2 separate regions of the Homo sapiens genome follow, and region 2 is linked to region 1. Evidence: chromatin loops called from intact Hi-C (ENCODE). Cell type or tissue: PC-9. All regions are shown on one strand.

Evidence for each region. Peaks named below come from ENCODE experiments on the same cell type or tissue, not always from the same donor. Only the 100,000 strongest peaks of a DNase experiment are listed, where the experiment ranks them.
Region 2: a loop joins it to region 1, with 2.7 times the contacts of the local background. A loop is called at or near these places in 1 of 110 quality-filtered maps.

Annotation. Positions count from the first base shown.
Region 1 is chrX:112,846,919-112,854,918 of GRCh38, forward strand. It overlaps LOC107985651 (a long non-coding RNA gene), which reads left to right. Exons shown (of 3, transcript XR_001755993.2): 3 at 49-161. Among named protein-coding and RNA genes, the nearest start is that of AMOT, 10 kb to the left of the region's middle. RefSeq lists enhancers at 4,138-4,920, 4,754-4,863. In PC-9, no CTCF peak of the experiment used is centred here; DNase peaks (open chromatin) are centred at 4,653 and 5,133; H3K27ac peaks cover 1,050 bases.
Region 2 is chrX:112,732,321-112,740,320 of GRCh38, forward strand. No RefSeq gene overlaps it. Among named protein-coding and RNA genes, the nearest start is that of MIR4329, 44 kb to the right of the region's middle. RefSeq lists an enhancer at 6,226-6,808. In PC-9, no CTCF peak of the experiment used is centred here; a DNase peak (open chromatin) is centred at 4,201.

The DNA.
Region 1 (8,000 bases):
TTTGCAAATAAACTCTTGATTGATTCAGAGCTCTCTCTGTTTCTGTAGTTGCCAGAGTGTCTGAGAGTTGTTATCCCAGTTGGAGGAGAAGAAGGCTGTGACTGCAGTAGAGATTTATCTTCTCTGGCTCGCTGCCCCACTTTAGGAACTCCAGGGAGAAGGTAGGTCAATGCCATTCCAGTGTGATTTAAGGCAGGCCCACCTTGCAGGCCCAAATCAGCCTTCTCTTCAGGTCTGCCACTGTCCTGTGAAATTCACACAGGAAAGACCCTTGTTAAAGTGCAAATATTAACCTGGGAAGGGTTAAATAGTAAGCCATCCTTGGTGTGCTCTGTGGAAGGGGTATAGACTTTTGGAGTCACCCAAGCCTAGATTCAAGTCACAGCTCCACTACTTACCAATGAGGCAGATTCCTTAACCAGCCTGAACTGCCATTCCCTCATCTGTAAAATAGGGATAATAATTTTTCCACCATAAGGGTTTCTTTGATAATTAAATGAAATAACACATTTAGAGGTCCTATCATGATGTCTGGCATATAGTAGTCCCTTAACACAGTTTATTTCTTCATGCCCCTCCATTCATTCTTCTTAGGGCATTCAAGGGTGTAGGACAGTGGGTTTGCTTGGTGGCTTATAGAGCTTAAAAGCACCTAGCTGTAAGGCCCTCGCAATCACTCTTCTCTACTAAATCTGCTCCACAGGGCAGTGCGAGGCTAAGCTATGGGCTTCCGCACCAAAAGGACTTAGTTTCATAGTCTTCATTCTATTGCTCACTAGCTATGTGACTTCAGGCAAATTTTGAGTATCAGTTTCCTCATTTGTAAAATGACAGCATCTATGTCAGAGGATGGTTGTAAAGGTAAAATGACAGTTGTATACAAATATTAGCTGATATTATTACTTGTAATATTTTGTACAATGGACTGACCAAAGTTTACTTTTTTCTACCAGCAGTTTCTGATTTAAACCAGGGAATGGTTTTTTTTTTTTTTTGGACAGAGTTTCACTCTTGTTGCCCAAACTGGAGTGCAATAATGCAATCTCGGCTCACTGCAACCTCCACTTCCCAGGTTCAAGCAATTCTCCTGCCTTAGCCTCCCGAGTACCTGGGATTACAGGTGTGTGCCACCAAGCCTGGCTAATTTTTTGTATTTTTAGTAGAAACGGGGTTTCACTATGTTAGCCAGGCTGGTCTCGAACTCCTGACCTCAGGTGATCTGCCCGCCTCGGCCTCCCAGAATGCTGGGATTACAGGCGTGAGCCACCGCGCCAGGCCAGTGAATGGTTTTAGTAAGAGTGTTGAACACCCTTAAGCAAACAACAGTTATATGTCCCTGGCTTCCTGATCTTGGCTAGGGAATTTGGGGTGGTATGGGGCAGTCGTAGGCATCTCAGTTCTAGGTGTTGGACCTCCTGCCTCCAAGATTCTCACAGGGGTTTGGCAGGATGTAAGTGGAAAGACAGACTCCTGGGAGGTGCTGCTGCAGGAGATTGCGAGATAATAGAACATGTGCGCTGTGAGCATGGGCCTGGGAGACTCAGGCCTACCGCTCTTTTAATTCCACACTTTTCCCCTGCCTTAGAACCCTTGTGCACGCCACTCCTTCTGCATACCCCATCTTCGGCCCCACTCTCTTCCCACTCTTCGCCTCATGAATTCAATTCATTTCTCAGGCTTCAACTTAAATATCATCTTTTCAGGGAAGTATTCCCTGAGTGATAACTTACACTCCCTTCTCTTGTTTATCTTTAAACATTTATGTGAATTGTGCATTCTACATGATAAACTATATTGGAAGTGGTTTTAATATAAAATAATATTGAAAATATTTAATATGTAAATTATTTAACTTTGTTTCCCAGTCTAGAAAATTTCAGGTCCAGGAAGAAGCTTCATGCGTACCCTGCAGCTCTGTACACCCCCCGGCACCCCTTTCCTACCCCCTAAGGAATTCATAGTTTTTAGAATTATTCCTACACTAGGTGAGGGCATTGAACTAGATGATCTTCAGGGTTCCTTGCAACTGTTAACTGCTAACAGTTGTCAGAATGCTGACAAGTTTTCTGAATGCTGGAGTGGGAAGCTGTAGCTGCAGTGGCATCCTCCTGCCCCCCAGTTATTTGATCTTGGTGTAAAATGGGGAGTTTTGAAATATATCTAGGAAATGTGGGTGTGAATGCTTTAAGCAAAAGGTGGAGTGTTTATGTGGTACTAGCAAATGAGAAAGACAGTGCAGGCATGAGTGCTAGGGAGTAAAGTGTGACTGGCTGGCTCAATGCCTGTGATGGCAAACAGACAGTTCCAGATGACTTAACAGATGTTGTCACTTCCTGTTCTCCCATCAGAACTGTGAAGTAGGACTAGATTTACCAAAAGTGAGCCAAGTATAGTGGAAGAAACAAAGATTTTAAATCAAATAGAACTGGACTAAATTCCCCACATACAGCTGGTTGTGTGACCCTGTGTAAATCACTTAACTTCTCAAGTCTCAATTTTCTAATTGATTGGTCGAACAAATGTGTATTGTGCATCCACTATGTGTTAAACACTTTCTAAGCACTTGGGCACACATTGGTGAATAAAATAGGCAAAATTCCTGCCCTTATGGGACTTATGCTTTGGAGGGATATGGGAATAGTGGGTAGATATTTAAGATCTGTGATGATTCATGATATCCTTACAGTCCTGGAATTGGATAGGTACTCGATAAATACTGGCTGTTACTATTATTATATTTTAATAAAGCAATTACCGTCTGTTAAAACTCAGGTGAAACTGGGTAATTTCTGTGCAAGGGACAGTAAGTGGCTTGAAAAAAGTACTTGAGATTCTTGCAATATAGTAATAGCAGGTGGCTTGCACGGGTTTTTCCATTCTAAGTACCAGTACTTTTTTCTACTATAGTTTCCTTAGTAGCAATCCCTCCTGAGGTAAAATGTAGCCCAGGATGGCTCTGAACAGTAGGCTTAGTGTTTATTTGGATAAACTTTCCTGCTTCATTATCTCCAGGAGATCAAAGAGTATGCATCTGGATTAATGACATTCCCCTACAACCACTCCCACCATACTCTTACCTGGATGACATTAACCAATTGAACTTTTAACATAAATTCTATGTCCCACTCCTCTAGTTCCATAGCCCCCTTTCTAGAAGCATAGTGTGTCAGAATGGGGGAAGGAGAAGATGCTGCTCATATTTTTTTATGGTTCGTAGTATCTAGTTTGATTTTTTTCAGTTGCAGTTTTTACCTTATTGCAGAACAACAGAACTGTGACTATGTTTCACACTTTATGTGGTTAAATTTCACCAAGTGCCATGTTTCATATACTATCACATTTCCAGCATTTTAATTACTGTTTCCCGTCTACCCCAGGGTTGGAGCAGGCATTAGCTCAAGGTGTTCAAGGAGAGATAGTGTTCCTTGGGCTAGCTGCACATGTCCCCCTAGCTTCCTTTCTCTAGATTTCAGTTCTCATTCTAGTTCCTATCTCTATCAGATTACTTATCACATTGTTTTGTAACAATTTATTCTCTGTATTGCCAACTAAGCCGTAGGTGCCTCCTATATCATAGACAGTGTCTCAATTCACTGCTGTATCCCCCACACCTAGCACAAACTGTATCTGGCATGTAGTGGGTACCCCGTAGTTGTTTGTTGGATGAAGGAAACATGTATTTTATGATGCAGGCTTTTGTGTAAATGAATTCTTTATCATCCTTTTAGATACCCCATCCTACTTTGTGTTTAAGTCCAAAATCAAAGCTATTTTTTTGTATATATATATTTTTTCATAGAGATGGGGTTTCACCATGTTGGTCAGGCTGGTCTCGAACTCCTGACTTCATGATCCGCCTGCCTCGGCCTCCCAAAGTGCTGGGATTGCAGGCATGAGCCACCGCGCCCGGCCAAAGCTATTTTTTTCTAACATCTGTAGTCAAGTCATCAGGCAAAGTCATTGCTCTTCTAGAGTATTCCTCTGCCTTAGATGAAAACCCCTACAAGCCATCCTAACTGTATCTCAGTAGCTTTCCCAGGTAGCCCTCAAATTTTTTTTAATTTTAATTTTTTTTTTTTTGTAAACTCAACTCTCTGTTTCCTTGGAACACAGACTCTGGAATCAGAACTGTTTTAATTTAAAAGCCTTTTAAACTTCCAGGCCTCTGAAAGCCTTGTTTTTCCTGACTCCACCGTCCTTATCTTTCCATTATTCATCTGCATTCCACTCACTCTTAACTCCCAAGAGGGTCACCTATCCTAAAAATGTTGTTATTTGCCAATCATTTCCCACCTTGGTGTAAAAGTAGCATTGGATTTGGAGGATACTTGACTGTAGTGTTGCAATCTACAAGCTGTGCACACTTGGGCAAGCATCTTAACCCTTCTGAGTCTCAATTTCCTTGTCTGTTAAAAATGAGAGAATAACTGCTGTCATGTCTTGGTACCTCACTGGCTTGCAAGCTTTAGATCAAACAATGGTTGTGAAAACAACTTAGAAACTGAAATAGATGGTTATTTTCAGGACACCTGTGGTTAGCATGGTTACCACCCACACTAACGCTTCCTCCCCCCATTAGGCACCAAGCATTGATTCCTTCTTAAACACTCTAGCCCTGGGCTATCGGTGGGTGGGGAAAGCATTGTTCTTCCTATCTTCTTGACATGTTGATCTTGGCTTAAGACTTGTTGCCCTTAGGTCTTTTCAATCAGTATCTAGGGGGAGCCACTCCCTTGGCTTCTCAAAAGCTTCTTGTCAGGTGCTCTTTAGATACTATGTAGCTTCTACCTTCAGGCCAGCTTTGTCCTGTCTAGTGAAAAGTGGTTATTGTGGGGGAAGGGGAAAAGGGAACATTTCCAACCTCTTCCTCCCTTGCACCAGAACTCCCAGGGTCCCCAGACTCCAATTTTTCAGGCATAGTTTCTTTACATCCATCAGAGTCTACCCTATAAGATATTTTAGACTGATCCCAGGCAGGTAAGTTACATTTTGCAGAGATTTCACTTATTCCCAAAGTGGTGTCAGCTGGTTGGTAATTACAAAACCCAGGACTTCCCCCGCCTTTGTGGTCAAAAAACACTCTCAGCGTTTGCCTCTCTCCTTGACCCCAGCTTCCAGACTGCTTTCGAGTCTGCACTGAAATCTCCTGAGGGAGTTCCCCAGCTTTAATTTGGCCAGATGCTCAGTGTCCTGCTCAAATTGCACTCAGCATTTTTTTTTTTCACTTTGAATAGCTTTTGCACAGACTGTTAGATTCACTCAAACCTGCCCCCGTCTTGAGCTAGTTCTTCCTGCTGGAAGTAGTTGTCTTATTGCAGGCTGAGGAACCCTGATTAGTTTATTGCCAGGTTTAGTCTTTTCCTCATTCAGAATCCTCTTTATATTTATCATAGAGGGCTTCCACCACTGGCTTTGCATAGTTGATCTTTTTGCAGTAGGTGCTCGGTAAGTATTCCTCAAGTTGAAATGGAATTGGAATTTAACACAAAAAATCACCATCTTCTGGAGCAAGACTGGGGAAATTACTGTCCACCAGTGGCTGGTTTTTGCGAAACCTCAGCTCTCCCTCTCTATATGTGTGTGTGTGTGTGTGTGTGTGTGTGTGTGTGTATACACATTTTTAAAGGGTTGTTAAAAGAAACAAAGATTATACAACAGAGACTAGATATGTAGCTCACAGTGCCTAAAATATTTACTGTTTGGTTCATTACAGAAAAAGTGTGTTGACTTCTAGAGTTTTCCTTAGTATCCAAAAACAGAGTTTGAAGCAGTTTTAACCCTATCACCTTCTCTTCCAAGGTTACAGGAAACTTCTGACTTTTATCGCCCCATTTTACCATCTCTATCTATCCCTTGCATTCAGTTTCCAGTCTAGCCATGGAGAGTTTAAAAGGTTTCTGTTCTACCTCCTGAACTCACATTTCATTTCTTTCCCAGCAAGTAACTTCCTTCGGTAAAACCAGCTCCCTGCTCCCTCCCCTCCTGCCTCTAATTAATATCCTTTTGGCTTTTGTGGACACTTCGGAAAGTGAGAGCTCCTTGCTCATTTTCACAGTCTCAGAAAAATGCTCAGGGTAATTTGAAGACAGAGCAGATGTTAAATATGGGGAGATTTTTGTGGACGACTAAACCATGGAGACACTTAAAATCCCCCTGCAAATGGAGACTAACTCTGTTTCACCCACAAGGTGATTTATTTCCATAGCTCTTTGGAAGAAGGCAGGATCAGTTTACTAGGGCTCAGCTTACTCAGCAGAAGGGCTAATCTCCTCTGTTAAAATGTATTTTCTGCTGAATTTAATCTTACTCTCATTGGTTTTCCTTGTGCACTACCTTCCTAGTTACCAGGGTAGGCCACACCTAAAGAATGTTGCCAGACTCAAACAAAGAACATTAGCTATTAGTCCAAACACAGATACTTACTGAATAACTGTTAAATACCTAGCATGTGATTGGTGCCATGTAGGGTACAAAGAAGTCTAAAATTGGACTCCAAACCTCCAAAAATTCCAGTATAGCTGGAGAGACAAAATGTTTAAATAACTATGCAAGGGGTTCTATAATACAATCCTGATGAGTGAATGGCTTTAATTTAATATTTATTATTAATTAAATATTAATTTATATTTAATTAATATTAAATATTTATGTATATTAAAAAATATAAAACTGTTACTTTATTCTGAATAAATGGTCACTGCAACCATGCCTTTTGTAATAGAGAAGAGAGAGATCATTATGAGCTTTGAGTATCAAAGAAGGTACATAGTAGGTGTTCAATGCAGATTCTTTGAATGACTTTATGAAGAGAGGTTGGGAAAAGCTTTCCAACCTCATAGAATAATAGCATTACCAAAGGCTTATAATCAGAAAAAGTTTGGTTTGTTTGCAATACAAGTGAGCAGCCCGGCCTGGTTGGAGCAGATAATTTGTTAGAGGTTAGGAAAAGTTAAATTCAGCTCTGTAAGTTAGGACCAAATTTTTGAGGAACTTGAATGCCAACTAGAGCAATTGGAACTTGTTCTTTCAGAGGTTTTGGAGACTGATGGGAGTGGTATTTTACAGAGCACCCTGGTGGTGGTTCAGAATGGTTTAGAGGGTGTATAAACAAGAGGCTGGGAAGACTTTATAGACCATTAAGAACCAAGAAGACTAACGCCAGGAGTATACAATATCTTATTTATTCTGTTCGTTCTCCTTGGTGCATACATGCTATTGTGTCCGGAACTGGTGGGTTCTTGGTCTCACTGACTTCAAGAATGAAGCCGTGGACCCTCGCAGTGAGTGTTAACAGTTCTTAAAGGCGGCGTGTCTGGAGTTTGTTCCTTCTGATGTTGAGATGCGTTTGGAGTTTCTTCCTTCTGGTGGGTTCGTGGTCTTGCTGGCTCAGAAGTGAAGCTACAGACCTTCGCAGTGAGTGTTACAGCTCATAAAGGCAGTGTGGACCCAAAGAGTGAGCAGTAGCAAGATTTATTGCAAAGAGCAAAAGAATAAAACTTCCACAGTGTGGAAGGGGACCCGAGTGGGTTGCCTCTGCTGAATCCGGCAGCCTGCATTTATTCTCTTATCTGGCCCCACCCACATCCTGCTGATTGGTAGAGCCGAGTGGTCCGTTTTGACAGGGCGCTGATTGGTGTGTTTACAATCCCTGAGCTAGACACAAAGGTTCTCCACGTCCCCACCAGATTAGCTAGATGAAGAGTGTAGACACAAAGGTTCTCCAAGGCCCCACCAGAATAGCTAGATACAGAGTGTCAATTGGTGCATTCACAAACCCTGAGCTAGACACAGGGTGCTGATTGGTGTGTTTACAAACTTTGAGCTAGATACAGAGTGCCGATTGGTGTATTTACAATCCCTGAGCTAGACATAAAGGTTCTCCACCTCCCCACTAGACTCAGGAGCCCAGCTGGCTTCACTCAGTGGATCCCGCACAGGGGCTGCAGGTGGAGCTGCCTGCCAGTCCCGCACCTCCACCGGCACTCCTCAGCCCTTGGGTG
Region 2 (8,000 bases), 110 kb before region 1:
TACTACAGTTTGAAAACTATGTCTTTATGCCCTCAAGCTATCATGTCTCCACTAAAAGTAGAAAAGAAAAAAGTCCTCCCTTAGAAGAATCCAGCAGATCTGTAAGGCTGACAGTCCAGACACAGAGAGTAGAGTACCAGTGGAAGTTGCCGGAAGCAGAGGCGCTAGCTTTGTTTGTTTCACTGTTGGAGGCTCTGGGAAATTAGGGAAAGAACAGAGTCCTAGGAAGCTAGAGGACTAGGGGCTAATATCAGCTCTGCCTCTAAATGGCTGCATGTGTAACCTTGCACAAGGCACTTCCTTTTCCAGGTCTCAGATTTTCCTTTGATGGGACCCTTCTAATTCATGATCTAAGAGTCACACCACGAAAGAGGCAAGACTGTAAAGCAGGCAATGTCTCCCATCCTCTCATCTTACCTGTTTTCACGGCTACTATCCCCATGGAAGCCCAAGGTCCTGATGCCACCCACCCTAAACTGTTGAGTACTCTCTACTTCAACACCTTGTGCAAATGAAAAGCAACTTGGACCAGCCTCCTCCCCATGTTGAAGTGTATCTGGCAAACAAGAAACAGTTAACAGTGGTCCAGTGGTTACATTTTCAAAAGGATCTAAGGGTTGTTGCGGAGGAGGGAGTAGAGACCTTTTGTTGTATACTTGTTGTTAGGTATGGGTTGAGTTTTTGTTTGTTTGTTTTTACCATGTATACATTGTATGTGTACAAGTATGCATGTTCATATATGGGTGTTAAGCAACAACATACTTTGCCTGCCAATTGAAATTCCTTGCTCTCATAGCCAAACACAGTTGAGAAAAGTGAATTCCCAGTGAGTTTTTACTGATACCATACAATGGTAGAATAATATATACAGTCCAGGAGCATTGCCATTGCTACATGGGACTCAAACAAATTTCTTACGAAAAGGAGTTTATTTGACATTATGGGCTAGTTACCGTGCTAGGTCCTAGAATGAGAACCTAGGGTGAGCTGATTCCAAAGCCTGTCTTATCTTCATTATATCATGTATTTTTCTTGACTCCACAGTAAGGAATGGAAAGGCTGTGGCTAAAAGAAAGATCACATATTTAATGCATTGCTGAGTGGAGAAACAGGGAAAAGCAAATTAGGTAGGTGTGGAGCCTGGGGACACTAGTATTCAAGTTTTCTTCAGTGGTTCCTCTTCCTTATTTCTCCCTCTTCTTCTTTTTTCCAGGTCTTTCATTTCTTCACCTTTTCTTCCCTTTTCTTCTCCTTTTCTTCCCTTTTCTTCTTTTCTCTTTTTGTCAAAGACTGTAAAAGAAAAATTTCTCTTACCCTCATCTCCTACAAGCAGAGATCAATAGAGTGGCAATAGCAATAGGGACTTAGCGCTGATTAAGGTTGATGTATTGGGTGTGGTAGCCTATAGCCTCGCAAGGGTATAACAAGATCACCTCAACTGATCAATTGAGGTCTTGCCTTGGATGTGAGCAAAGCTGTGGTGCATTAAAGAGTAGCAGTTTCATAGGGAGAGGCAGTTAGGGGTAGGTTACTGGAACATTGACTTGAGTTTTTATTATTATTATTGTTATTCTACTCAATTTAATGATGTACTAAAAAAAGGTACGTGAGAACAAAGGATTCTATGCTCTACTTATGAAAAAGATCAAGGGTTACATTTGGATTGGACTGTTACTACTCACTAGTGATTGGGAAGGAAACAGCTTCATGGGGTTTAGGACACATCTGGGCATTAACCATTACAAGTACAAAGCACACACAGAAACAAAAACAGTGCATGTCAGCAACAATGCACATTGTCTCTTCTCTTTCTCTCTACCCTCCCTTTCTCTCTAGTCCTCCTCCTCTTTCTTTCTCCTCTCCTCCTCCTCCTCGTTTTTTTTCCCCCTTTCTGTCTCTCTCTGTCCCAATCTCTCTCTCTCTCTCCCTCTCTGAGGTGAACCAACCAGAGATCTCTTCAGAGATTTATTACAATGAAACAGAGAAAATAGAGTAGTTTTGTTCTTCCCTGTAAAACTGTATGCACAGATCGCAACTCAGCACTCACCAGGGAGTTCTGTCACTTCCCTTCTCCCTTAAGAGGAGAGAGGAAGTAAGCAGCTAGTCAAGCCTGCCTGCTGAAAAGAGGCCAAGCGTGGGGGAATGACTGACTAGTTTGGGAGAATGACTGAGTAGCTACTCCTGTGCTGTCAAATGGAGTTTGCTTTGGGAGCCAAACCTACTAAAATGGGGTCTGGAAGCTATCAGAGAAGAAATCTGATGCATGCATGTTTTTACCCACAGTCGTCCATCACCAGGGATTTTTGTGTTTGAGGCATGTTGCAGAGACTCCAGCAAGCTGCTGTATATCAACTGTGATCAGTTTTTAACATCCTGTCATAATCTAAAGGGAAATAACCCCCAAATCTACATACCAGTACTTTTTCTTTTTCTAATTTGCCCTTCGATGCCAAAAATTGAAACAAAACCTGAAAGGCAAGACTTAACACTGAGCAATCACTAGTTTAGAAAGACCTAGCTTACTTGCTTGCATGTGTGTCTGTGACTACAGAATAGGGTGTGCATATTTAGGTAATGGCAATGAATTTGAGTAATGCCACTTGAATTGTGTGGGCCACCTATTATGTTCTAGGCACTATTTAAACATATATATCTTAACCTTCATAAGGCTTAGTGCTTTATATATGTTAAAACTAACAGGAAGAAAAAAATTCTTCCTGAATGTTATGAACTGAATGTTCGTTCCCTCAAAATGTATATGTTGAAGCCCTAGTGCTCAGTGTGATGTCATTTGGAGGTGGGGCCTTTGGGGAGTAATTGGGTCATAAGGGTGGATCCCTAATGATAGGATTAATGCCCTTACAAGAAGAGACATAAGAGAGATAATCTTCTCTCTGCTGTATGAAAACATAACGAGAAGATGTCAGTCTACAACCAGAAAGAGGGAAATTGGTCAACACCTCAATCTTTAACTTCCCAGTCCCCACAACTATGAGAACTAAATGTTTGCGGTTTAAGCCACCCAGTCTATAGTATTTGTTATAGGAGGCCAAGCTGACTAAGATACTAGGTCAAAAGGGATGTGATACTACAAAAGCATTTTAGGTTAATGAGATGAAGAAAATAAATACAATTTTCTGCTTAAAGAAAATTCAATCATGGAACTCAGAAATTTGTATTATGAATATTGTTGCAAAGCAATTTGCAACAATCTTCAGAAAAAAAGGTACTATATTAGAAGTTGGAAGATATGCAGTCCTAAAATGTGTTAATATTCTCAATCATGTACACCACAGAATAGTTTCAGAAAGTTCCAAGAAGAAAGATTGGGGCCACTATGCTGGGGTTTTTCATTCAATCCCACAGTTCCTAAAAGATATAGTCCAGGGCTAGTGCCAACAATTCCTGGACCTTCGCCTGTGTCTGCCCCTTGAATGCTGATAGTCCTCTGAGTTTCTGTGTTTGGCCCATGTTCTCTCTAGGTGGTCTCAACCCTTCTGATGACTTTTACCGGCATCTGTATGCTGATGCTTTCCAACTCTAAATCTCTAACTCAACATCTCCCCGGGGCTCAAGATTCACATATCAAAAACAAAAAATTGTCCAGTGAACATTTCCACCTGGATTTCCCATAACCATCAGAAACTCAAGATGCTCAAAATGAAACTCATCACTGTTCTCCCAGAATCAGTTCTCCATTATTTTTCTTGATTGGTGAACCAAAGTTCACTTGTCATTAAAGCCAAAAACCTGAGCGTCCTTCTCAACTCCTTTTTCTTTAACCACCATATTGAATCAGTTACCAAGTCCTGCCACTTTTAATTCTCCAATCACTTATCCCTTCTCTGTCGCCCCTGCCTTGCCTTAAACCAAGCACTCCTCATCTCTAGTATGATCTGTTACAATCATTTCCTACCAGCTTTCTCTGCTTCTGGTCTTGGCTTTTCTAATCTAACCCACTCCAATCCTATCCTCCACTCTGCTACCAGTCTAATAGGTACATCTGTGCATCTGGTAGCCTCCTAATTAAATCATTTTAATGGCTCCCTTTCACCTACTACAGTAAGTTCAAACTCCTTGGCATAGCGTACAAAGGTCCTCTAAACTTGGTCTCTGCCTTACTTTCTAGCCCTGTTTTTTCTGCTATTTACCTTTGATGCACTTCCTTCTCCAGCAATCCTGAAATACTTGTAGCACTTACCACATTCCATGCTGTTGCATACCTCTATACTTTTACTTCTGTTATTCCTGCCACTGGAATGACAACCATTCCTATCCTTTCTTTGCCTGGATACCTCTTCTTCACCCCTCAAAACTTAGTTCCAGGCTGGGCGCAGTGGCTCATGCCTTTAATCCCAGCACTTTGGGAGGCCGAGGTGGGCAGATCACCTGAGGTCGGAAGTTTGAGACCAGCCTAGCCAACATGGAGAAACCCCGTCTCTACTAAAAATACAAAAATTAGCTGGGCATGGTGGTGCATGCCTGTAATCCCAGCTACTACTCAGGAGGTTGAGGCAGGAGAATCACTTGAACCCAGGAGGTGGAAGTTGCAGTGAGCCGAGATCATGCCACTGCACTCCAGCCTGGGTGACAGAGAGAGACTCTCGTCTCAAAAACAAACAAACGAAAAGTAACAGAAGTGGTCCCTCCTATGGGTAGTCTTTACTGACCTCTCCACCCCTAGAACAATATACTTTCTATGTGCTCCTCCAGCATCCTGTATGTGTCTCTTTCTCACAGAGCATACCATATTGTATTGTAACTGTTGGGTTGCCTTTGACTTGAGGTTTGTCTTCTGCACTTTATTGTGAGCTCCTTGAGGGGGAGTAGAGACTACATTGCAACTCCCAAGCAAGCATGCACTATATATTCAGTTGATTTTTTTTTTTTTTTTTGAGACAGAGTCTCTCTGTTGCCCAGGCTGGAGTGCAGTGGTGCTATCTCGGCTCACTGCAACCTCCGCCTCACAGGTTCAAGCAATTCTCTGCCTCAGCCTCCTGAGTAGCTGGGACTACAGGCATGCGCCACCACGCCTGGCTAATTTTTTTGAATTTTTAGTAGAGATGGGGTTTCGCCATGTTGCCCAGGCTGGTCTCGAAGTCCTGGCCTCAAGTAATCCACCTGCCTCCGCCTTCAGGAGTGAGCCACGGCGCCCAGCCTGTTCAGTTGATTTCTAATGAAGCAATAGACGTGCTTTATTTTATTTTATTTTTTTGAGACAGAGTCTTGCTGTGTCACCCCAGGCTGGAGTGCACTGGTGTGATCTCAGCTTACTGCAACTTTCGCCTCCCAGGTTCAAGCAATTCTCCTGCCTCAGCCTCCCGAGTAGCAGGGACTACAGGCGCAAATGCCACCACAGTCGGGTAATTTTTGTAGTTTTAGTAGAGATGGGGTTTCTCCATGTTGGCCAGGCTGGCCTCGAACTCCTGACCTCAGGTGATCTCCCTGCCTCTGCCTCCCAAAGTCCTGGGATTACAGGCATGAGCCACTGCGCCCCACCCGGAAGTGCTTTACCTTTGACCTCTCCGTTTGGATTCATCTCTCTATGCCTATTGCTACTATGCTAGTACAAACCCTAGTTATCAGTCATCGAAATTCCCTCCCTTTACACAACCTAAACACAGAGAGTTTTTGATGATTCTCTAAAGAGTAGAGTCCAAACTCCTTAGGGTGGCATACACAAACTGGTCAAAACCAACCTTCAGGCCCATTTCCTGCTAATACCTAACCTGCCAACATCTATACTCCAGCTATGCTTAACTACCATCTGTTTGCCTTTGCATGTTCTGTGCCCCTCTTGATGAAACCTTATTTACCCTTCAGAGCCCACCTTAAATGTGTCCTTCTCCGTGATGCCCTCTGCAAATTTCTCCAGGCAGTTAGACATGTTTATCTTTGCATTCCTATTACACCTGTCTATTATAGCACTTTCTACACTCAATTATTATCATCCACTTAACTTATCTTAGCCTCAGTTTCCTCATCTGGAAATAGGGGATAATAACAATTTCTCCTTTATAGGTAGTGGTGAGAAGTAAAAAAGACAACACATGCAAAGGATGTAGCACAGAGGTAGCCCCGAATAAATAGGAGCTGACATCAGTTGAGCTCTCAATATGTGCCAGGCACTTTACGTGTATGAATTCATTTCATTGTCCTCGTATGGTAAGTACAACTATTGCCTCCATATTCTAAGTGAGGACACGATGACTCAGGGGCTGAAATGACTTGCCTAAGGTCACACAGTTGGTTAGTGGAAGATCTGGTTAAACCCATGTGGCCTGGTGTCAGACCACGCTCTTAACCACTATTCATCTGTGTACACTTTCTCATCCCTACTAAATGTGAACTCCTCTAGGACAGGAACTACTCTTTTCCTCATCCAAAAGTTAGACTCACAGTCTCTAACTCTCCCAAGTCTGCTCCCAACAGGAGATAGGGGTGCAGATTTCCAGCCCTCCACTCTGCTTAGATAATCAGCACTTTACCTTTCCTCCCTCAATTGCCCCCTGCTATTCAGCTACCTTGCCCTAAAACAATGTACTTTACATTTCTAAGCCTGTCTCCAGCTACTGCTTTGCTCCTTTCCATTGCCTCAATTACTTTAATGCTTTCCAGATCCATATGAGGAGGCCTGAGAGCACTTCAGGTGAAAAGAATATGGTTGTACACTGCATAAGAGTTTCAATCACTGTTCATTAATTGTTTTGGGTATAGTTTTAAAATGATTATAAGCAGAACTACAAATGTACCACACAGGCCAATATTCTGATTGGTTCTGTCCAGACTACAGTCTGGGACCTACATATACCAGGTAAACTCTGCAAGCATCTCAGTCTATCCCAAAGATATTAAATGTTGATGTTGTTTTACAGTCTTAAAAAAGAGATTAACATAGAAAGTGAAGAACCAACAGTAGCTCCAGAATTTCTATATAGAAAAGCTGCATCTACTCACCTCCTACCCTTTTACTGTTTGCATTTACATTCTTTATGTGAAGAGGTTTGGTGGGACAGGTAAAAATTAAGGGATTTGTCTTGAAAAACGTGTTTGTAGAGCAAGCACACTTTTTGTAAGCTTCTTTGGCATAACTTGATTAATATGGGCTAATACCTCTTTCTCCAAGTCAAATGGCACTACCACTGTGAATGGCTTACAGTCACACAGTGAGTCTTAGGTAAAAGATAGATTAGAAGTTCTCATTTCTTGGCTCCAATTGCTGGGTTACAGAAAACTTAGTTCCACCATCCTTTCAAGACACCTACTAATTTCAGAGATGAAAACCCTTTGCTGGTGAGGAATCCCAATTAGAAAGATAAGAGAGTCATGCTAGAGAAGGAAGGAGCCGGGGAAGAGTGGGATGGGAGCCAGGAAGAAGGAAATCACACCCACACTGGAGTCAAGGCAAGGTTTGTAGTTTCCACTAAGAAACCAAAAGGCTCAAAACAGGAAGAAAGAGGTGAGGTGTAATCCAAAAAGCAATCAGCTCACTGACATTTTATTTATTTTTACCTGGGGAAAAGGGGTATGGGGGAGGGGGCTTGGGCTCCCAGGCTGACCCAACAGCTGCAGCTGCTATAAAGGAAGTGGGTGTTTGGGGGAGGGGGAGTGGGGGACCAGGATAGGAGAGCTTACCTGTTTCTTGCCCCCATCAGAGGCCCTGGGATTCTGAAGGAGGGAACCTGAGACTGTGTCAACCCGAGAGACGGAGATATTTCCAAGCCCAGCAGAAAAGGAAGCCTCTCTCCAAGGATACAAAATCTATGGCAGTCCTGACCTGGAAATCTCGAGGAGGCCTCCCTGCCCCTACTGCCTTTTAGCCTGCCTTGCTTGCCTTGGCCATTTTAAGTGCAGATGAAGGCAATGGAATTGCAAAGCAATGGAGGAAGAGGAAAGGAAAGACAGAGACTGTGCCAATAAAATATTACTATAAAAATTTAACCGAAAACAAGACTGTCCTGAGATTTTGCCCTGGTCTTATAGCATCTGGTTTCATTTCT